Linked DNA regions of Mus musculus: region 1 is linked to region 2. The links are chromatin loops, found by intact Hi-C in ENCODE. Cell type or tissue: heart. All regions are shown on one strand. Links, peaks and the distances in the headings refer to the core of each region. The heading gives the core; the rest is flanking DNA.

Region 1 (11,779 bases), core at 1,832-9,831, 99 kb after region 2:
GCATTCAGTGGTTATTAATTACTGGTCAAAATGCTAATGTACAAAAGTCAACTCTAGAGCACAGCAATGCTTGCACGATGCTGCACATGTCCACTGCTCACCAATTCTGTATGAACTAATGTGTGTTACTGTAACAGAAGAAATTGCAGGACTGGCATTCTCTATGGGACAGGACCGAGGGCAGGTGAACTGAAAGTCACTTGAGATATGGTACATTCAATGACTGTAATTTTAAAAACAAACACAAGCCAATCATTTTTTAAAACACAAAATTAAACTGCAAAACAATTACAAAAAAAACCCAAATAACATTTGTATGGTATTCTTCACTTCCTCCAACCCACCTTTTATGGAGTATTGTGGTGTGAAGGAGGGTGGTATTTTAAGTAGTTTACCTGTGGAATTTTGACTGTAGCCAGTAGTATATTTTGGTATTCTTTTATAATTCAGAAATTTCAGAAATAATTTGTGTATTGTGTGTAGTCCTACGATATTTTCTAGGGCACTGCAGAGAGCGAAATCTAGCTCATAGCTCTTATCATATACTTGCAATATTAGTCTAGTTATAGGAGTTCTGACTTTGCCTCCAACTCTCTCTACTTGTAGCCTTTGATCTTGCCTGTATTCAGGATCTTTCCTTCTTCTAGGGCATATACATTAATTTCACTACCTGTGTCCATCGGCCATTTAACCACTTTGGTGGTGCCATCAGGTAGTATGATAGGTAGTACTACTCTGGGTTTTAGATGTTGTGTCCCTGAGGTTGAAAGGGATGTCCTCGTCTTTTTTGATTGTTCCTGGATGGCAGCTTGTTCATAGGTCTTGCCCCTACATTCAGCCTTCCAAATGGTCTTATGTTTTTAAGCCTTCTCCTCATTTGTTAAATTTCTTACCTTTAATAAGGTAGGTATACTACCTTATCCAAGTCTAATTCTCTGTATGATTTTAAGAAGTCTATGGCATCTGCCATAGGTTGACATCCTTGCATTGGTCCAGCTAGGGTCACCCTGAGATGTTGTAGAGCTCCTTTTAACAGGATTTTCCTAAAATGGGCCAACATTGGTGCTGCCTGCAGGGTGGGTACCTGATTGTAAATGAACTAGAGCACTCCCAATTTTCTTGCTAACTGAATTGCTTCCTGTAAATTATTACATTTTTCTGGGGCCTCAAACTGAGTTAAATCTAAGAAGGGGAACATATATCTCCAAGCTGCAGTTTTCCAATCAAGCGGTGGGTACATGTCTCCTTGGGTGCTGTCTAAAACATGCTCTAGAGCATCAAACATGGTGGGATTTTCCACATTACTAATTTTGTGCATCTCTTGGTCTTATAACATTTTTGTATCTGCTCCCTTTTCCAACAGTTTTACTATGTAGGATGCATCCTTCATACTGTTTTAGGCATAAGTCTTTCTAAGTTCATTAAGTTCCTGTTGGGTATATGCTTTAGTTTCCATTTAAATCTCCAAGGGGCTGGCATGTCCAGAACCCCTTACCAGCATCTGAAGCCGGGAGGCGGTCACTGACCAGACTCTAGGGCATTTTGGAAAGGATTGGAGTCCTTCCATTGTTTTGTGATATTCATGACTAGCTTTTTGCCCATTAATCTATCCTAATCCAAATTGACTATAGTCTTCATTAGTATATTAGGTACTTCCTTTTGTAATGCTCTCTCTATTATAGGTTCCACCTGCTGTGGTGCTGTCAATGGAATGTCATTTTTAACTTCCTTGCACTTAGTCTTATTCTTAACTATGCAGTTATTATCCTGCCAAGCTCTTTCCACTGGGTCAGAGCTTTCTTTGTCCTCTAATTTTATCGTTTTCATACCCTAGATGAGCCTTTTAGGTACACTCATCCTGTTAATTTATAGGTACAGTGCCTTTACTGTTTTCTATGTAAAGTACCAGGTGATATTACTTCTTGGTGGATTTTTCAATAATTCATTAAATAATTTATTCATCCGTCTTACTAGTATTTTTGCCAAACACACTCTCATAGGTTTTGGGGGCTTCTACCCTCACCCTCTGCTCTTCCTCCTACCTTGGCTCCCTCAGGAGCTTCTGGCCAGAGTTGGCTCTGGGGTGGTGGGCTCCAGTCCCCCCTGGCTCCTTGGTCTTCTTGTCTGCACCTATTTACCTGCTCTTCCTCCTTTCCTGGTCAGCTCAGAGTTGGCTTCGAGGTATCTTAGACTTTCAACTTCAAGGGAGGCCAGTGCCTACTGATGAGTAAGGGTGCTCAGGCTTAGACTAGGTGTATATTCGAATTCTACAGCCCAGTAAATGGCCCAGAATTTAAATGTTTGGTAAAGCGTGGCCAACAGGTGGCTGCTAGGCGGCTGCTAAGTGGGGCCCCAGCTTGAGTCCTGAGGATCAGTCTCTTAAAGACTGATCCGATCCTGCCGACTATACCAATTGTCAGAATCAGGATTGAGGACAGAGTCGAGAAAGAAGCCTCAGATTCGGAGGTCAGGTTATAACAACTTGTTTATTCATAAACAGCAATAAGTAGCGAAATGGAACCACTTTCATTCATACACTCACACTTCACTAACTTCCGTTCTGGCCCGATGTCGTAGCTTGGCCCAATGGCAGCTCATCTGGTAAGGTTGGTGACATGTCCTTCCATTTTGGGGTTCAGCTAGAGCGCGGTCCGTGGTGTGGGCTCCTCTCATTAGGCGGCAGGCATCCGGGTTGGTGGACTCGATCGCTCAGCATGACAGCGTCTCCGTGGACTATGGAAGTGAGCGAGTGGCGGTGGCCAGACAGTAGTTTTAAAGCTACTCTTAGCCAATCATAATTAAGGCACTCACACATTACTTCATCTGGCATTTACTTTACTTCAATTTTATCTTACACACACACACACACACACACACACACACACACACACACACACAGGTGGTCTTGGTTTCCATGGGTATATTCATCTACTCCACGGTATCATTTCTTTATCTTGTTCCTTATACCCATTCTCCCCACTTTACTTTGGTCTTAGTGATTATTCACAGCAATAGAATTCTTAATTAGGGCAGAGACTTAGTGTATTTACAGAATCAGTCTCATAATGTTATCTCCCTCCCCTTCCCCCGCCCCAGGAAAACCACCTACCTCCCAATTTGACCCAGGAACACAGAATGGATAGCTCTCATGATTGCTTTTACAGGAGTCAGAATACTCATTAAACACCATGTGGGCCCTGAGATAAAACAGGAGAAACAAAACAAAGTAGCATCTAGGCCAGATACTGGAGGGAATTCACCCACAGTGTCCCAAACAATCCAACATGAGCCGTACAAAAGATGTTGTGGACATACTGTGGAGATAGCTCAGAATTGCCACCAGCAGCTGGAAGAATTCTTTATCTTTTGGAGACCTTCACTCAGGTAAACCTAGATTCTTAACTCTGCCCTAGAAAACTCAGACTCTGACCTAAGTAAAGAATTTCACAACTAACCAAAGTGAAGGATATTTCCAGTTTATTACACGGAGATGTTACTATACATTTCAACACAAGGACTGAGAAAAAAACCAATATCCTAGCTCATGGATGTAGGCTTCCCAGAGAATAATCTCCATTGCCTTTACAATAGTAAGACATAGAATTCACTGTTTATCTTGTTCGAGACAGGTGCTGGCCTGGAACTCTCTATGTGGTGATGCTGACCTCAGACTTACAGAGATCAGTCTCTAAGTGCTAGATTATAGGTGTTGACCCCTGTGTCTGGCTCATACATAGAATTCTGATGACTCTGAAATCATTGGTTCCAAAAGGTGACCCCTGAGGTGCACCTGACAGGGGAACAAGGCTATATCACAGAAATATAGGCAGTTAGAACTTCCCACTGTAAACAAAGCTATTCATGTTATTTGGGACTTTGCCAAAGCCTTGGGAGAGGAGACGGCCTTGCTTGGGGCATTGTAGGCACAGACATGGCATATTACTATTTTAACACTCTTTTTAATAATTTTTAATTAATATTTATTTAATATATATGAGCATCTTGTTGTTGACACACCAGAAGAGGACATCAGGCCCAATTACAGATGGTTGTGAGCCACCATGTGGTTGCTGGGAATTGAACTCATGACCTTTGGAAGAGCAGACAGTGTTCTCAACCACTGAGCCATCTCTCCAGCCCCAATACTCTTAAAATAAATACCCCAGTGTGCTCAACATTCACAGTATTCACGTGTGAATTGTGCTGAAAATGTTTTAAGCTGTTGAGAGGTTCCCCAGAGTAAGGGGTTCTACCCTCTCTCTATTATCGCCCCTGTTTTCCATCCTGCCTCAGATAGCACCATTAACAATTTTACTTTAAGATTCCAAAAACAGCAGTGAGCATATCTCTAGTGGACACCACTACAGGGTTCTTAGTGTGTTTTCTGTGGAAATGAGCTGTCAGGTTAAAGAGATGTTGTAGGGAGATATGGCCATCCTGCATCTATTCAGAAGTGTCAGGAGCATTTCCAGGAATTATCCTTCAGGAAAGCTGCTGTGATACTGATAACACAATGCACAAATAAGGCCTGCTGTGGAGGCACCAGCTGCAACACCAGCACTCAGGAGATGGAGATAGGAGGAAGAGAATTCCAGGGCACAGTAAGTCTTAGCCAGCTTAGGCTACCTGAAACCATTTTCCAAAAAGCCAAATTAGTAAATAATGTCAGATCATGAACTATGCAGGAAAGAATAGTACGCTGTAATTACCAAAGCAATTTTAAAATCAGCACTTCTGTGCAGAAATGACAAAATAAAAAGATAAGCAAGATTCCCCTGCTTTATCCTCTTCAGTGTTTGCCTATGGACTTGGGTTGCAGTGGAGTTGAAAGCCTGATTCCTTCACCCATGTTCTAACCCTCTGCTCTGCTTGGCCATCCACACACCTACCACTACCCCAGCAGCATCAGAACCTCAGGGCACTTTCACAGAGGACTCACCAACAATTTCTAGCCTGGTTGTCCCCTCTGCCTTTTCAGGGGTGACCACAACCTTACATCTGTATTCTCCTGCTTCTCGAAGCTCCATCGTGGGCAGATGGAGTGAGGCATTTCCAAGTTCTAGCCCCAACAAGAACACATCAGCTCCAGGACGAACTGCCTCTTGTTGATCTCCATAAAACTCAAACACCTGGACCTCAGATTCATTCCTGTCCTTCTTCAAAGACCAGATGACTCCCACAGTATTGAGGTCCAGCCAGGGATTTTGCAGGGTATGGTGACATCTTCATGTAGGAATACCATCTGAGTCTTCCCTGCCATCGCCACTTCCAATCTACCTATGGCAATATGAGAACCCAGTTAAAGGAGGTTTGTAGTACCCAGTCATGGTGAAGTGATAAATAGCTTTTGTTATATAGCCTTGAACAGCTCAGAAAAGCTCTTACCTCATTACCCTAGATAGATCGACTAGCACTGTCCTTTCTTTAGACAATTGCTTTGGCTGTTAGGGGCCTATGTGCACATTTTACAATCAGATAGTGAAATACTTAACTACAATTTTACATTTATTGAGTATGTTAGTGTTTGGAAGGGGTGTGTGTGTGTGTGTGTGTGTGTGAGAGAGAGAGAGAGAGAGAGAGAGAGAGAGAGAGAGAGAGAGAACAAGAGAGAGCACACATATGGGCCTGCAGCATCTCTGTAGAAGCAGGGGACTCTTGTGGAAATAAGATCTTTCCTTAAACCATTTTGGCTCCAGGGACCAATCTCAGGTCATCAGGTTTAATTTGTCAAGTCACCTCAGCAGCCCTAACTTATCAATTTGTACAAAGAAGTCTGCTAGGTTCTCATCTATGTGTCTTTAGAACAACTTGGGCATATTATCAGAATGTTACATTTTCAGTCCATGAACATGTTTGGTGGTGTGATAAGGGGTGTAAGCTACAAGAGAGAGCTCTGTCTGCCATGATGACAGAACAAAAAGCTATCCTAGAGCTAAAACAGCCAGAATTTTAACTTAGATTCTCAGGCTATAAAACTAAGTCCCTTTGAATGTCCCCATGAGATGAAAACTGTCCCTCCTGCCTCTGCAAAAACATTAGTACAAATGTCTAGATGACATGAAGGTAGGCTTTTTCTAACTTTCCCCCTAGTTCCCACATCATGGGTAAAGTGGCAAGGCACCAAAATGTCTACAATCAAGGCAAATGGCACACTGTAGGTCTTTAAAGCCTGACTGCACAATCACTCAGTATTCTGTTCTATGTACAAGAGCACTCAGTGCAGGCAGGGTGAAGGAGCCACAACCATAGTAAATGGGAATCCATCAGAACCCACCAGGGATGGCAAGAGCTACAGCCTCTCCCTCTTCCTTCTCATTCCATCTGCATCCTACCTGCTGAGGGCAGGCACCACAGACACAACAATAATAAACTTCACAAGCCAGCCAGTCACTCTGCCATCCATGAGACCTCTAAGCTGGATTGGAGTGGCTTGCTCAGCCCTCCACACTTCTTGGGTGGTACTAGGCTGCTGCCTTGTGGTAAAGAGCCAGGACTGCAAAAAAAAAAAAAAAAAAAAAAAAAAAAAAAAAAGCAGAGAGCAGTACAGCTTGGCACCTTGGGGACCTCTCTGGCAGCTCTGTGAAGCCATCTTGTTATGAGCAGCTGGGCATGCAATTCCATTGGTTGAGCACAGAAGCTGTGGGGGTCTTCTCAGAGCAAGGTGGGTCACACACAGATGCACCTGGACCTTGAAATCTGTCACAGAAAACAAGTTCAGAATCAGTTAATGATTTTATTAAACAGAAAGACAAAAGACATTTTTTGTTATTAATATTTTTATTTTAAAAGATTTTGTTATTTTTTTTAATTTTTATTTTGTTTGCTTTTAATTAAAGCTGATATATATATATGTGTGTGTGTGTATAAAAGAAAGTGTCAGTTGTTATCTGCTGAAGCAAACAATTTTTAAAAAAATTTTTAATATTTTTTTATTATGTATTTTCCTCAATTACATTTCCAATGCTATCCCAAAAGTCCCCCATGCCCTCCCCCCCACTTCCCTACCTACCCATTCCCAATTTTTTGGCCCTGGCGTTCCCCTGTACTGGGGCATATAAAGTTTGTGTGTCCAATGGGCCTCTCTTTCCAGTGATGGCCAACTAGGCCATCTTTTGATACGTATGCAGCTAGAGTCAAGAGCTCCGGGGTACTGGTTAGTTCATAATGTTGTTCCACCTATAGGGTTGCAGATTCCTTTAGCTCCTTGGGTACTTTCTCTAGCTCCTCCATTGGGAGCCCTGTGATCCATCCAATAGCTGACTGTGAGCATCCACTTCTGTGTTTGCTAGGCCCCGGCATAGTCTCACATGAGACAGCTATATCTGGGTCCTTTCAGCAAAATCTTGCTAGTGTATGCAATGGTGTCAGCATTTGGAAGCTGATTATGGGGTGGATCCCTGGATATGGCAGTCTCTAGATGGCCCATCCTTTCGCCACAGCTCCAAACTTTGTCTCTGTAACTCCTTCCATGGGTGTTTTGTTCAACAAATGGTGCTGGCACAACTGGTTGTTATCATGTAGAAGAATGCAAATCGATCCATTCCTATCTCCTTGTACTAAGGTCAAATCTAAGTGGATCAAGGAACTTCACATAAAACCAGAGACACTGAAACTTATAGAGGAGAAAGTGGGGAAAAGCCTTGAAGATATGGGCACAGGGGAAAAATTTCTGAATAGAACAGCAATGGCTTGTGCTGTAAGATCGAGAATTGACAAATGGGACCTCATGAAACAGCAAAGCTTCTGCAAGGCAAAAGACACCGTCAATAAGACAAAAAGACCACCAACAGATTGGGAAAGGATCTTTACCTATCCTAAATCAGATAGGGGACAAATATCCAATATATATGAAGAACTCAGGAAGGTGGACTCCAGAAAATCAAATAACCCCATTAAAAAAATGGGGCTCAGAACTGAACAAAGAATTCTCACCTGAGGAATACCGAATGGCAGAGAAGCACCTGAAAAAATGTTCAACATCCTTAATCATCAGGGAAATGCAAATCAAAACAACCCTGAGATTCCACCTCCCACCAGTCAGAATGGCTAAGATCAAAAATTCAAGTGACAGCAGAGGCTGTCGAGGATGTGGAGAAAGAGGAACAGTCCTCCATTATTGGTGGGATTGCAAGCTTGTACAACCACTCTGGAAATCAGTCTGGTGGTTCCTTAGAAAATTGGACATAGTACTACTGGAGGATCCAGCAATACCTCTCCTGGTCATATATCCAGAAGATGTTCCAACTGGTAAGAAGGACACATGCTCCACTATGTTCTTAGCAGCCTTATTTATAATAGCCAGAAGCTGGAAAGAACCCAGATGCCCCTCAACAGAGGAATGGATACAGAAAATGTGGTACATTTACACAATGGAGTACTACTCAGCTATTAAAAAGAATGAATTTATAAAATTCCTAGGCAAATGGATGGACCTGGAGGGCATCATCCTGAGTGAGGTAACCCAATCACAAAGGAACTCACACAATATGTACTCACTGATAAGTGGATATTAGCCCAAAACTTAGGATACCCAAGATAGAAGATCCAATGTGCTAAACGCATGACACTCAAGAAGAATGAAGACCAAAGTGTGGACACTGTGCCCCTTCTTAGAATTGGGGACAAAAGACATTTTGAAGAGACGCTCTCAGTTATGTCTGTGATGAGACTTTGAAGGTGTTTAATCAGGAATTAACTTTAGGCTTTCAGGAAAAAGATTGGATCTCATACTCCTGTGCCTTCTCTACAATGTACATCTTGAGGAGGACTGAGCTCAGTTGGGAGTGCTTACTTAGTGAGTAGTTCCCTGTACCAAGTGAGGCGATGCATGTCTCTTTTGTTCAAGAGTTCAAAGGAAGCCAGATGGGGATTGGTAGCACGGTCAGTTCCCAGAGTAATCTTTGCATGTACCTAGCATAAAAGCAGACTGGGAAAAAAATAAATGTGCTTCAGCCTCAGTACTGGCTGGAGTCATGTTATAACACTGTCTAATTGTCTTTTTCTTTTCAATCCTCCCTCCCTCCCTTGAGACCCGGTTGACTGACTTGGCTGGCTTGGTCAGATGCTGCCTCAACATTGGGCTAGTTGGTGAGACTCTGTCTGAAAACAGTCAGACAGAGCATGGCATGGTGGTGCCCAGCCTGGCATGGTGCTACACAGCTATAATCCAATATTGAGACATGAGGCTAGGACAGCCTCATCTGAGACCAGCCTGAGTTGGTTTCAAGCCAGCTAGGGCAACATAGCAAGATCCTGTCTGAAACACAAACTCAAAGGAGAAGAGGGAAGGAGGCTGGGAGGGGACGAGGTGAGGGATGTGTTACAGACAAAACTGAAAAGACAAGGAGCAGAGCTGTGACTTCTAAACTGCTCTCATAAGAAATCATTTGGGAGTTCCACATGGTAGTTCACTCTTGTATGCCAGCACTTGGGAGGCTGAGGCAAGAGTATCTCCATGAACTCAAGGCCAGGCTGGGCTATGCAGTTAATTCTGGATGAAGCTGAGTGCAGAGACTCTGTTACAAAAAATAAAAGTAAACATTTAGACTAGAAGGGAAAGGAAAGAGGGGGACATGGTCAGAAGGGGAGGAGAAAGAATTGCTTGTTTAATGTCATATGAGGAATCTATATTTCAATGCAGGTATGTGTACACATGTGACGTGTCATAAAGGAAGCTATAGGGGGAGGGGGATCAGAGAGAGGGAAGAAGGATGGGAAAGTGCAGTGGGGGGTAATGTAAATAAAACATAATATGTCTATGTATAAAATATCAAAATTAAACCAATTTTCTTTTATACTAACTAAATTTTTGTTTTTGTTTTTCGAGACAGAGTTTCTCTGTGTATCCTTGGCTATCCTGGATCTCACTCTGTAGACCAGGCTGGCCTTGAACTCAGAAATCTGCCTGTCTCCATCTCCCAAGTGCTGGGATTAAAGGTGTGTTCCACCACTGCCTGGCTCACTAACTAAAAATTTTAACTTAAAAAAACAAAGCAGAAGCAATACACACACATACACACACACACACAGACACACAGACACACACACACACAGACACACACAGACAGACACACACAGACACACACACACACAGATACACACACACACAGATACACACACACACAGATACACACACACACACACACACACACACACACACACACACACACACACACACACACGAGTAATTGCTACTTTTGACAGGAACCTGAGATCAGTTTCCCAGCAACCATATTGGTAGCTTACAAATGCCTTTAACTCCAGTTCCAGAGGCTCTACTGCCCTCTTCTCTCTTCTGGCCTCTGTGGGCACTGCACCACAAAGTAGACACACAGACATAATCACACAAAATTTTTAAATTTCAATTTCAGTGAAAATAATAATGAGAATCCCAAATTTCTTAAATATAGGATTAAGAGGAAATGAAGACAAAAAATATAAATTTGTGTGTATATATGTTTAAATGTCAATCTAGTTACACAGATGGAAACTAATAGAGAGCTATATTTTTTTATGCGTGCATTTAACTAAGTTTCAAGCTACTTAGGAACATAAGCTGCTCTCTGAATATCATGTAATTAAGAAACAAATAACTACAAGTCTTCTGTCAGCCTTACTAAATGCCCAGTTATATCCCATGATGATGCCCATCCACACTCCTAGCACCTGGGAGATGAAAGCTGGAAGGGCAGGGGTTCAAGGGCCTCCTGAACCACCCAGTGAGTTAGAGACCAGTCTACTCTAAGACCTATTCTTTTTTTTTTTTTTTTCAGTCTATACACATTATACAGTTCAGACAGCGAGGTTCTAATTCTCCTGCCTCCACATCCCAACTGCTTAGACAGCAGTCATGTACCACCAGACCAAATGGTACTCAGTGTTGGGGATGAACACAGTCAAGGCTTCCTGCATGCTAGGCAAGTGTTCCACCAACTGAGCCACATTCCCAGCCTGAGATCCTGTGTTGAAAAATAAAACAAGGAGCTGGAGAGATGGCTCAGTGGGTAAGAGCACTAACACCTCTTCCAGAGGACTCAGGTTCAATTCCACCCACTCATACAGTTGTTAGCATTCTGTCTAAGCTTCGCTGCGGTTACCTGGCAACAGCCAGATAGGTCTGACCCACTATACAAGGGGCTGCTTGTCCCCTCCTCCCTCTCTTGTTCCTCTCTTGTTCTCTTGTTCTTTCTCTGCTTTTTTTCTCCATTCTCTCCTCATTCCCTTCCCCTCTCTGTCCACGTGCTCATGGCCAGCCTCTACTCCTCTACTTCCCTCTCCTTCTCTGCCTTTCTCTGTCTATACTACCCTCTTAACTCCCTTCCCCATGCCCTGAATAAACTCTATTCTATACTGTACTGTCATGTGGCTGGTCACTCTAGGGGAAGGGATGCCTCAGCATGGTGGAGGCACCCCCTTCCCCCACACATCACCTCCATAGAACATACCCTCCCCCTATCTTTTTATAAGCACAACATGGTGTCGAAACCCAGGATTTAGAAACTGCAGTTTTACATCCCACCCCTGCTATCACATGGAGAGCCATGCTTGATAGCCTAAACTTGGGAGAACTGGTAAGCCCCCTCCCCACTCTGGTGAGAGTAGACTTCTGCATGGTCCCAGGGAGAGTTCTTGAGCTCGGAGCCACCCCTGTGCTGCCCGGGGTGGGGGGGGAGGATGGAGACTTTCAGCCTTCTCACTGACCCTTGTAATGGGACTCTTTCCCTTGGTTGAAATTTTGCTCTCTCCTTTGAAACAGTTTCCTTTTTGCTGCTGAGAAATT
Region 2 (11,779 bases), core at 1,506-9,505:
GGAGCTGTTTTCCTTACATTTTTAAGAGGACAGATTTCATTTCTTTAAATTTTATGTGAATTTTCATTTCTTTAAATATTATGTGATTGAACATCTGTTCATATGTATGGTCTGATTTTATATAGTATATATTGTCCATTTTGATTCTTTGCATGTTTAAAAATACTTCTTTATTTTCACCAACCTTTATTATTTCAGGACGCTAATCTACTTTTCTATTGCAAGCCTTGTGTATATCTTTCTTCTAGAATTACTTTTTTTATAACCTCCATTCTGTTTTTACAAAACTGTCAGTCACTTGTTACTTTCTATGAAATTTGGTTCTCTTATTTTATTCAGATGTTTCTAATGCCAAAAATGTTTTATCTTAAAACACTCATTTTAATTTTACATATCCTTGTAGTTTTGCTGTTTAGACATCTGGAATTTCTATTTGTTTACCTAACAAATTGGGAACTAATCTTATTCTTTCACAAAAATAACCTAGTCAAATATCCCAGTGTCATTAATTGAATAGATTGTTTTTCTCCATTGGATTGAAATTGTAAGTTCCAAATATATTTCTATTAGTTGCTTAGATTTCTGTTAAGTTGTACTGATTCCTTCACTAACAGTTATTAGTATTGATTTTGTGTTTCTCTGCTAGGCACTATGTTTGGCAGTCTATATAGCATATTTGATTTAATTCTGACGAGAAAAGTATGAATAATTCAACAGTAATCATTCCAAATTTTTAAGATGTAAAAAACTCGTCTTAAAAGAAAATCAGTAACAAATTGTGAGAGTCCTAGGATGTGAGCTGAAGAGGGCTTCCATGTATAGGCTATAAGCTAGGACATTTTCAAAGTAGAAAGATTTGTTGTAGGTGAGGAAAGTGTTTGCCAAAAGTGATGAAAACTGGAAAATTCAGGTTCTGAGAGGAGAGCAGGTAACACGTAAATTAGCCTTAACAATGTGTCTAAAGCTGGGAAAAAAAAAAGAGAGTAATGTAGGATTGTGGAGGGTTTTCTATGTTTAAAAAGCTTTGGCTTTATCCTATACATTGATAGGGTTCTTAAAAAAAACCATAGGGACTAGAGAGATGGCTCAGTGGGCAGGAGTGGCTGTGAAAGCAGGCAGACCTGGCTTCAGATTTCCAGGACTCATGCAAATAATTGGGCATTTCTGTAAGCACCTGTAACTCCAACATTGGAAGGTAGAACAGGAGGCTCCTGAGAGTTTGGTGTCACATACAACACACACACACACACACACACACACACACACACACACACACACACACACACACACGCACACAAATAGCACCCACCCCCATACCTCACATACACCAAAACAAAACAAATCACAGTAAGCATTTTGTCACCAAGGCTATATCAGATCTGCTGCATGGAAAGGGGTGAGAATGTGAAGCCTTGCCTACCATAGGAGGAACAGGTGAGTTATCAAAGCCAGGGAAAGACCTATGTGGAACATGCATGTGTGTATGGGTCCCAGACACTGGAAAGGTGTGGTCAGGGACACTTGTTTGTATCTGCAGTGCTAACGTGGGAAATGGAGGAGTGACATCATTCACTTGTAAGTCACTGTGATGTTTGCTTGCCTTTGACCAGACCTCACAGCTGGCTCTTCCTACTGTCTCTCCATTAGTTTTAGTCGTCACGGGAAGAATTCAAAAGCAAGCATGCTTGGAACTAACTTCACTATCATCCATCCAACTGTGTTCATCCTGCTTGGAATCCCAGGGCTGGAGCAGTACCACACCTGGCTTTCTATTCCTTTTTGTCTTATGTACATTGCTGCAGTCTTGGGGAACGGAGCCCTCATCCTTGTTGTCCTGAGTGAACGCACCCTCCATGAGCCCATGTATGTCTTTCTGTCCATGCTGGCTGGCACTGATATTCTCCTGTCAACCACCACTGTGCCTAAGACCTTGGCTATCTTTTGGTTCCATGCTGGGGAGATCCCCTTTGATGCCTGCATTGCTCAGATGTTTTTCATCCACGTTGCTTTTGTGGCTGAGTCGGGAATCCTTCTGGCCATGGCATTTGACCGATATGTGGCTATTTGTACTCCTCTGAGATACTCAGCCGTCTTAACACCTATGGCAATTGGAAAAATGACCCTGGCCATCTGGGGACGGAGCATTGGGACAATTTTCCCTATCATATTTCTGCTGAAGAGGCTGTCATACTGCAGGACCAATGTCATCCCACACTCATATTGTGAGCATATTGGTGTAGCCAGATTGGCTTGTGCTGACATCACTGTCAATATCTGGTATGGCTTCTCGGTGCCAATGGCTTCAGTTTTGGTAGATGTTGCACTCATTGGTATTTCTTATACGTTGATCCTCCAGGCTGTGTTTAGACTTCCTTCCCAGGATGCTAGGCACAAGGCCCTCAATACCTGTGGTTCTCACATTGGGGTCATTCTCCTCTTTTTCATACCATCATTTTTTACTTTCCTTACTCATCGCTTTGGCAAGAACATCCCCCACCATGTGCACATTCTTCTGGCAAATCTCTATGTGTTGGTTCCCCCCATGCTTAACCCTATCATCTATGGTGCTAAGACCAAGCAAATTAGGGACAGCATGACTCGCATGTTGTCTGTTGTGTGGAAGTCTTGAGAGCAGTCACAGTTCACAAAGCTGTCTTAGTTTCTCTTACAAACAGGAGAGAGAGAGAGAGAGAGAGAGAGAGAGAGAGAGAGAGAGAGAGAGAGAGAGAGAGAGAGAACTTGCCAGTGAGTTCCTTTGTTCAAGAACCATGTTGTCTGTTGCAGAAAGCAAATGAGTACTAGAATGAAATATACATGGATTCAAATCCTGGGTCTATTACATTTTGATTGTGAGCCATGGGGAGTTCATATCTTTTAGAAATTTAATCTTAACCTATAAAATAAAATCTCTTTACCTATGTTCTAAGCTTATTGTGAGGATTAATTTGAGCATATGAACCACTGGGTACAATAGGTTCTCCATAGCTGTAATTCTAACTTGAAACATGCTGAATGAAAAAGATATTTTTGATTTTATTTATGTGAGATTTCTAGCATGTCCAGAGGCCTCTCTTCTCTCTCATGCCTGCCTGTTCAGACTACACCATGACCATCATCTTATCCAGCATCATGGCTGCCGTCACCACATAGCTCCAGCAAATATGAAAATAGGTGAATATGTTGGAGTGCCTTGAAATACACCAAAGTGTTTAAATGTTAAGGAAAGGGTTTAATTGTATTTTTATGTAAGGGAATTTGATCATTTTTACATATAAAATATCCACTTCTTCATCTAGCAAGTGGGTCAGTATCTGAGCTGAATGCATGAACAGAGAATAAGTACAATTGGATCATACTGGTAATATAAAGATAAATGCTATCTAACTAAACATTCTGATTCTAAGTCCTTTAGAGTTTCCCCCTCCTCATCAATTGTCCGGCTTTAAATCTGACAAACTCAGTTATCTAGCTCTAAATCCCATTAACTATGATGATTTCCAAACTAATAATTCTAGCTTAGCCTTTTCCTTTGATATCCACATTCACATATTCAGCAACTTCTTTTTCATAACTAAATCCCATCCTTGGCAATTTCATGTATTATATATAATACATTTGATTACTTTCACCCCCATTTTTGTTTTAAGTTTAAAAATTAAAAATAAACCACATGTATGGGTGTTTTTTGCCTACATGTGTGTCTGTGCACCATGTACATGCCTCGTGCCCACAGAGGTCAAAAGAGGGTGTCAGATCCCCTAGAATTGGAGTTACAGATTGTGTGGGCTGGGAACTGAACTCAAGGCTTCTGTAAGAGTGGCTAGTATTCTTAACTGCTGAGCCATCTCTTCAGCATCTCACCCCTGATTATATCCTGCCACTTCTCACATTCCAGTCCTTTCCCCATACCCAGGGCTACTTGTGTTCATCAGTTCAGAACTACCATGGAGTATGGTGGGCTCAGAAGTGTAGATGGCTGAGATTCTAGGGAGAGGGCCATCACTGTCTTCAGTTAGAGTAAACCTTCTCTTAGCATTTCCCTTTTTGTGTCTTGCAGGCATTTCAGAATAAACATGTCTATATTAGAAAGGCTAGCTTAGGTTACACTATGTAGCAAACCATAAAATTTCAGAAGAATCAGCAAAAGAAATGCCACTGCTATTTCATTTAAAATGTTGCTTGTGGCAATAGGAGCTTTCTTTGTGTAGTGGCTGCTGTAGTTAAAATATTTCACCTTTAGTCGCATATTCTCACCTATAGTTTCATGTTCTTGAACATGCAGCCTTCTTCCTGGTGCTAATATGATAGACTAAGAGTTATAGCAGTTCTTTTTCCCCCATTTTGAGTCAGTGTCTTGCTATGTAACCCAAGTACTTGAACTCACCATGGAGGCTGGGCTGGCCTCAAATCTGCAACCTTAAGTGTTGGGATTACAGCTACTATGCCTAACTTTATGTTAACTTTAATTTAAAAAAAATTTTTTTTTCTGTGACCAAGATCCCTTAATAGTGACACTCCACTGTCCATTCGGTGCTTAGGCCTCGCACTGTACCCAAGAGGATGCTGAGCTGTAGGAAAGGCACAGTAAGAAAGGCACCTGGACCCATCGGTCTCCAAGCCACCAACAGCAGTTCACAAGCCTGGGATAGCAGGGCCCTCAGGGAAGCAGGCCCACTCGAACCTGGAAAACCAGGCCAGCCCCTCGGGTGGCTTGCTTGTTGATCTGTGACATTCTTTGGTTACAATTTCCTCTAAAACCTCACCATCTCCGTTGATGAGCCTAGTGTGTCCTGTCTTTGGGTCAGTCACGTTCGAATTACACTCTGACGAGCATCCACCACAGCCTTCTCCTTGCCTCTTCAGCTTCTTCCGTTTATTTTTCTTTTTCCTCCTCTTCTTATCTTTGTGCTTCCCTCGCTTCTTCTTGCCATCACTGGAGGATGAGGGTGAGGCGGAGCTAGAAGAACTGGAAGGAGAGGAGGAGGAGGAGGGAGAGCTGGATCTCCATGTCTTCCTAGGCCTTGTGCTTGCTTCTCTCCTCAACACTGGAGGTGCTGCTGGCCTTGTGACTTTGAGATTTGGAGGCTGAACAATTTCTCGAGGCGTTCTTACTACTCTTTTTACTTTGCTTTTCTGATCCACGCTGACCTCTGACCGACTGCGACTTCTCAAGTGCTTGGGAGAGCCAACGCGAGCCAAAGTGAGGCAGGCTAGAAACCGAAAGAAAAGCACTTAACCTGCAACTCTTCTTGAGCAGGTCCACAGAGGCGAATCCAAACTCAGCGCCGAGGAAGCCTGATTCTTAGGGCATCTAGTATCCATTCATTTGCATGAGGGAACGGAGGCAGCGAGTCTGGTTCTTCTGGTCTATGTTAACTTTTAATAGTTCAAATGTTTTCTTAGTTGAGCAGATTGTTTCATTGGCAAGATATGTTTATCAGGAAACCTCTCATGGCTTGATTCTATTGTATGCCAATCAGCACCCTGCCAATGTCTTCTATAGACATAATTCTTAACTTTTCTCTATTCTCCCCTTGATAGCCTCGGTGTTTACCTCTGTAACTTACTGGGAGATAATTTAGAGTAATAATGACTTATTGAGACCTTTGCCTCATATGAAGTATTTATTGGGCACCACACTCTTAACACAAACTTCTCCCTAAGGTATTTATTTAACTAAGACGTTTGGTTGGGATAGTTTTGCTTGAAGCTTCAGGAAAAAATAAACCAATTAATTGTGAATGGGAAAGGTACAACTGGCCTTTGCCATTGGAGATGAATCAGTACGACAAGCCAAGATCTGTGTGAAGAGTCAGATTCTCCTAGGGCTTGTGGAGTTATTTCCAGAAAGACACACAGCCTTGTCCATGCCCCTGTTTTAGCTTCAAGAAATGTGTTTCAGATTTCTGACCTGCAGAGCTGGAAGAACGTAAAGACATATTGTTCCAAGCCACTGTCTTGAATCCACCTTGTTTCCTTTTGAGAAAGTGACCAATTCTTTTTATATGTTTTCTGCCCAGTTCTTCTTATTTAGCTACTTCAGAAATGTAGCCAACACACATTGTCAACCTTTTCTTTCCCAACATATCTTCTGCTAGTTCTGTGAGTCCAGGAGACAGGTGGTCTGATCTCAAAGGACACCCCTGAACCAACTGTCTCCCTACTGCCATTAAGCTCTCTTCAGTTTCTGTCATAACTTGGCAACTATTAAAATTTCACACCCATCGATTGATTATTCATTCACTTACTTCTAGCCATGAACAGGGTGAGAAATTACATTGCACACAATCCTGATAACCTCCAGCCATGTAGGATAAAAGTTCCTGAGAAGTTATAAGAGACTTTGTAATCTAGCCTCTAGATGGGGCCACATGACTGGCTATCATCAAGAAGTACAGGTGGAGGAAATTAATATGTGTCTCTTTCACCTTTATGGGGTATCCTGCAGATTCTCTGTGATATCTGGAGGAAGACAGGAGTACTTAACGTGAAAGGGTTTTAGAACTCCATTAGAGGCTCTCAAACTCATCTATTCTTGTATAAGGGCTGACTACTTATGGCTGTGTTATAGTTTTTTGGAGTGCCAAGAAGTGTTATTTCACTAACAGGAATTTCCAAGGACAGGGTAGCTGTATTGTGAGCACCTTAACACTGCCCACAGACATAACTGTTATTGTGTGCTTCACCAAGTGCACTGCTGGGCTAGTCAGAATGGTTTCAGTATTCATCTTTTACTCCCTAGCACTTATGTTTTAGAGGCTGAAATTGCAGATCATGGATGTTGCACCTATCTCACTGGGAGAGAATGCAGCTTTACCCTATGGATACCTGAACATGGCTCTCAAATTCACCCATCCTCATTTACAGTCCAGTTTCCTGTGGCTGTGCTCCAGTTTTAATTTCCTTGTGTCATTTTGTACTAAACCATGTAGTTCTGATTTCCTCATTCTTCGTATCATTTTTCCACATCCAGAGCCTGTTTTACAGGCAGCTTATTGTTAAGCCTGGATTCACCTATGCATGTCTTTGAAGGATGCTCTTGTTCACAGAGGTGTGTGTGTGTGTGTGTGTGTGTGTGTGTGTGTGTGTGTGTATGTTCAGATAAGTTTCTATATAGTTCAGGCTATCCTCAAACATATGATTTTCCTTCCTCTGCATCCCAGGTGTTGGGATTTCAAGTCTGTGCCAGTCCAGTCACTTACATTATTTTTTACCTACTGGGAAATACACCACCTTTAATTTCTTTGGCTACTTTGAACCATCCATAGTGAATTTGTTGGGCAGATTCAGGAATAGGCACTCTATGCAAGACACCCTGTTTAGTTTGTAGTTTCATTAGAGCTAAAAATATTCAAAAATTATTTCTTTTTTTATTAGATATTTTCTTTATTTACATTTCAAATGCTATCCCGAAAGTTCCCTATACCCTCCCCCCACCCTGCTCCCCCACTCTCCCACTCCCACTTCTTGGCCCTGGCATTCCCCTGTACTGGGGCATATAAAGTTTGCAATTCCAAGGGGCCTCTCTTCTCAGTGATGGCTGACTAGGCCATCTTCTGCTACATATGCAGCTAGAGACCCAAGCTCTGGGGGTACTGGTTAGTTCATATTGTTGTTCCACCTATAGGGTTGCAGACCCCTTCAGCTCCTTGGGTCCTTTCTCTAGCTTCTCCATTGCGGGCCCTGTGTTCTATCTTATAGATGACTGTGAGCATCCACTTCTGTATTTGCCAGGCACTGGCATAGCCTCATATGAGACAGCTATACCAGGGTCCCTTCAGTAAAATCTTGCTGGCATATGCAATAGTGTCTGGGTTTGTTGGCTGATTATGGGATGGATCCCTGGGTGGGGTAGTCTCTGGATAGTCCATCCTTTCATCTTAGCTCCAAACTTTGTCTCTGTAAATCCTTCCATGGGTATTTTGTTCCCTATTCTAAGGAGGGATGAAGTATCCACACATTGGTGTTCCCTCTTCTTGATTTTCTTGTGTTTTGCAAATTGTATCTTGGATATTCTAAGTTTCTGGGCTAATATCCACTTATCAGTGAGTGCATATCTAATGACTTCTTTTGTGATTGGGTTACCTCACTAAGGAAGATATCCTCCAGATACATCCATTTGTCTAAGAATTTCATAAATTCATTGTTTCAAAAATTATTTCAGTGCTATAAAAGGGCATATGGAATGATTTTTAGCATGCTTTGAATTTTATTGCAAATAAATTACTATTCTATGGAATTCATATTTAGACATAGCCTTTTCTATTTCCTCTTTCTCCCTCCTCATCTCCATCCCTACCCTTAATTCTCATTTTGCTCTGGTGTTAAGGATCCTATCTAGGGCTCCAGGCATACTAGGCACACTTAACACCGAGCTAACCCTCATCTGTCTCTTGGTTTTCTGAACATTGTAGTCACATAGAGAAATATCAACTCTGTCCTTGTGCAGATGAGGAAAGAAATTTGAGAGGTTGGTAAATTGAAAATAACATAATTCCTTCTTGGCCTTGGGATTTTTGTTGTCAAGTAGAACAAGTTCTTCAAGCAGAATTAGAATTTATTTGTTTATAGGACAGAAAGGCTTAGAAACTAGATATTTGGCATGCATGAAGGATATCAAGTCTTCATTCTGATTCAGATAATCATATAACATTTCCATGTTGTTTTAGCAGAAGGGGAACATGACCAATATATGTTGTGTGACTTAGAAAGTCTTCTTCTATTCAGATGGCATGTATGTGCAGATTTCTTTCTAGGGTGTGGAAATATAGATGTATCCTGATAGGATGGAATATGTAAGTGATGAATCCTTTCTTCTATCCTCTCTCACTCCTTACTGTTTTATATTATATTAAATTATATTATGTTACTTATATTACATATGATATATTCTTACAAATAAACTCTGCTTCATATGAAAAATGGTATCCTGATTTTGTGCATCCAGTTGATTGACAGCATCACTTCTTACCATTAAGGGAACTCCTCACCTAAGTTGTAAATTGGGGTGCATCATATACAACATCAAACACTTAGGGTGTATGGAGAGCTCTTAGTGTTGCTTCAAGGATATCAGCAAGAATATTTGACATTGGTCTAGGACAAGAAAGTAGGCTCAAGATAAATACAGCTGAGGAATGTGTTCCTTGTATCTTGATCATCTTGATAAGGCCATGGATACAGTGATCACAGGACTTTTGTTTATGCCTTGTTTGTTCTTGACCAAGAACTGACCCTATTTGTTGCATATACTTAGAATGGTATTTAAACAGCTGGGGAAAAAATAAACTTACTTCAGCACTCGCTGGAGTCATATTACAGTATTGTCTAATTGCCTTTTCTTTCTTTAATCCTCACTCCCCACCTCTACCTCCCTTGAGTCCCTGTTGACTGACTGAGTGAGCTTGGTCAAGGGAGTAAAGTATAAGAAATAGGACACCTAGGGCATTGCCATTGCCATTTGGTAAGGCTCAGGAGCAAGGGAGTAAAAAAGACAAGTGCAAATGGAAGATGCTTTCCTATTCCCCTCTCTGCTCCCCCCAGCTTCTTCACAGCAGAGTCAACTTCATGAACTGTCTCAACTTTTGGTTAGATCTAAACAGTTTTCCACATGCCCTGGGAAATATCCCATTTTTGGGGTAAATGAAATATTTGTCAGTATTAAGGTAAATATTTTCTGCTGTTTTCTAGTTGCAATCAGTATCTGGTTATGAATGTTAGAATGGGTTAGAATAGAAAAGGCTTATATGTGGTCTGGAACAACATATAACTTTGTAGGCTCCCTGGGATCATACAAACAATCACAAGGAATGATGTGACAGTTTACTAAACATATATCCCCTCTGAAAGGCAAAGTCACAGTTCTGCAGCTTGCTGGGGCTGGAACATTCCCCCTTTGTTTTATTACATCCTTCACTCCCTAAGCTTGGCTGTCTGAAATTTGCTCTATAGACCAGGCTGACCCTGAACTTAGAGATCTGCTTACCTCTGTCTCCTAGGATTAAATGCACATACCACCATGCCTGAGTCTAAGCTTTTCATAGCCATCATGCCTCAAGATCTGGATCACAAGTCTGTGTCCTCCATTTCTGGATTGTAGTTCATTCCAGATTAAAAGTCCAAATGAAAAAAATTACCAAGTAATAATAACATATAACATGATATAATTATTCCTTGTTTAATGGCAAATTCATAAACAATAAGATTAGCTGGGTGGGATCTTGCCCCAAAGTCAGCACTACTTTAAGCTGTTTATTTCTTGAACACAGGATTTAGGTCCATTACATTTCCTGGTAACCTTTTATTACTTGAAGTATACATTTTCTATTTTTTCTTTCAAAGCTTGTTATGTTTGGTCAAAACACTCTTCATTGGAATAAACCAGAGGACAGTGTCTGTGCCGGGCATTTCTGAGACTTGCTTTGTCAATACAATTAATTGAAATACCTCACCTTAGCCTTAAGTAGGTTCCTCAGACAAGGGCATAAAGCAGCAATATTTTTCACCAAAACATCAGAAGAACAGTCTCCAGAGTTCAAATCACCCTCAGCATCACTGTGTTCCATATTCTGAAGTGGAAATTTATGGTTTCATTAGAGACTCAGTTGTGTTATGTGATTTTTTTGGAAGCTGTCTGGTGAAAGAGCAAGGGATGTTTTCCTGGAGTGGACACTTGAGAAAACACATGATGATTGGAAAGAGTATAAGTATAACCCAAAAGACAGTAGACAATGAGATTGCGTTGGTTCACCTTGCAATTCTTCCCTGGTCATTGGTCTTTGAGGATAATGGTCCTTGCTGATGATTCCCTGGCACTGGTTTGCCTTGCCCTGCAGCACTGATCTTTGGTTGTTTTGAGTTCATTGACAGAAATGTACCAGTGAACTTACCTTGCTGCTTTCATGGACTTGTGCTGATTCACCAATCCATTGAGCCTCTCTGTTTTTTTTTTTTTTTTTCTGGATTTAGCCACTGCTAAATTTGGGGACTGGACTGACATTGTGATTCGTGTTTTATGACACTGTTGACTGTCTGCTGATATTCTGACAACAAAGATTAGAATCACCCCAAAGAACTACTTCTAAACAGGTCCATGTCCCCATTGTCTTATGATCCGTTTTTCCTAGCTTTAGTTGGTGGTCTATAAGGGAGGTTAAGTATTTAAGAGCCCTTATTAAAGTCGTTTTTGAAAAACCTAAGCCTATAATATTCCTACAGGATGGTCCATTAAGTTCCACTTAAAGAATTCCATGGCTTTCCAAATCCAAAGTCCTCAAATCATATTCCTCCAAACAAAAACAAGGTCAGGCCTATCACAAAAATATCCAAATCCCTGGTACCAACTTCTGTCCTAGTAAGGTTTTCCATTGCTGTGAAGAGACACCATGACCAAGGCAACTCTTATAAAGGACATCATTTAATTGGGGTGAGCTTGCAGTTTTAGAGGTTCAGTCCATTAACATCATGGCAGGAAGCATGGCAGTGTCCAGGCAGACACCATAGAAGGAACTGGAAGTTTTGCATCTTGATCTGATTGCAGCCTGGAAAGACTGTCTCCCAGTAAGTTAAGAGGGGGGTCTTACAGCCCACCCCACAGTGACACACTTCCTCCAACAAGGCCACACCTATTCCAAAAGGACCACTCCCTTGGCCAAGCATATTCAAACCACTACACAAGGTCAGTAAAGATTTGTGTTGGAATTTTAATAGGAATTGTATTGAATCTGTAGATTAATTTGATAGGATGATTAATTTTAATATGTTAACTCTACTAATCAAT

Evidence for each region. A loop is a pair of places that touch in the nucleus more often than their neighbours do. Peaks named below come from ENCODE experiments on the same cell type or tissue, not always from the same donor. Only the 100,000 strongest peaks of a DNase experiment are listed, where the experiment ranks them.
Region 1: it touches region 2 in a loop (2.3-fold over the local background); 4 of 42 quality-filtered maps call a loop at or near these places.

The regions. Positions count from the first base shown.
Region 1 is chr7:105,220,965-105,232,743 of GRCm38, reverse strand. Olfr687 reads right to left here and starts at 5,027. Exons shown (of 2, transcript XM_011241955.3): 1 at 4,940-5,027. The coding sequence starts at 5,027. In heart, for the core only: a CTCF peak has its summit at 6,466; DNase peaks (open chromatin) are centred at 3,133 and 4,493.
Region 2 is chr7:105,320,093-105,331,871 of GRCm38, reverse strand. Olfr690 (olfactory receptor 690) reads left to right here and starts at 1,594. Exons shown (of 1, transcript NM_020290.2): 1 at 1,594-2,655. The coding sequence starts at 1,682. The coding sequence ends at 2,629. It also overlaps the pseudogene Gm45331. In heart, for the core only: a CTCF peak has its summit at 6,370; no DNase peak of the experiment used is centred there.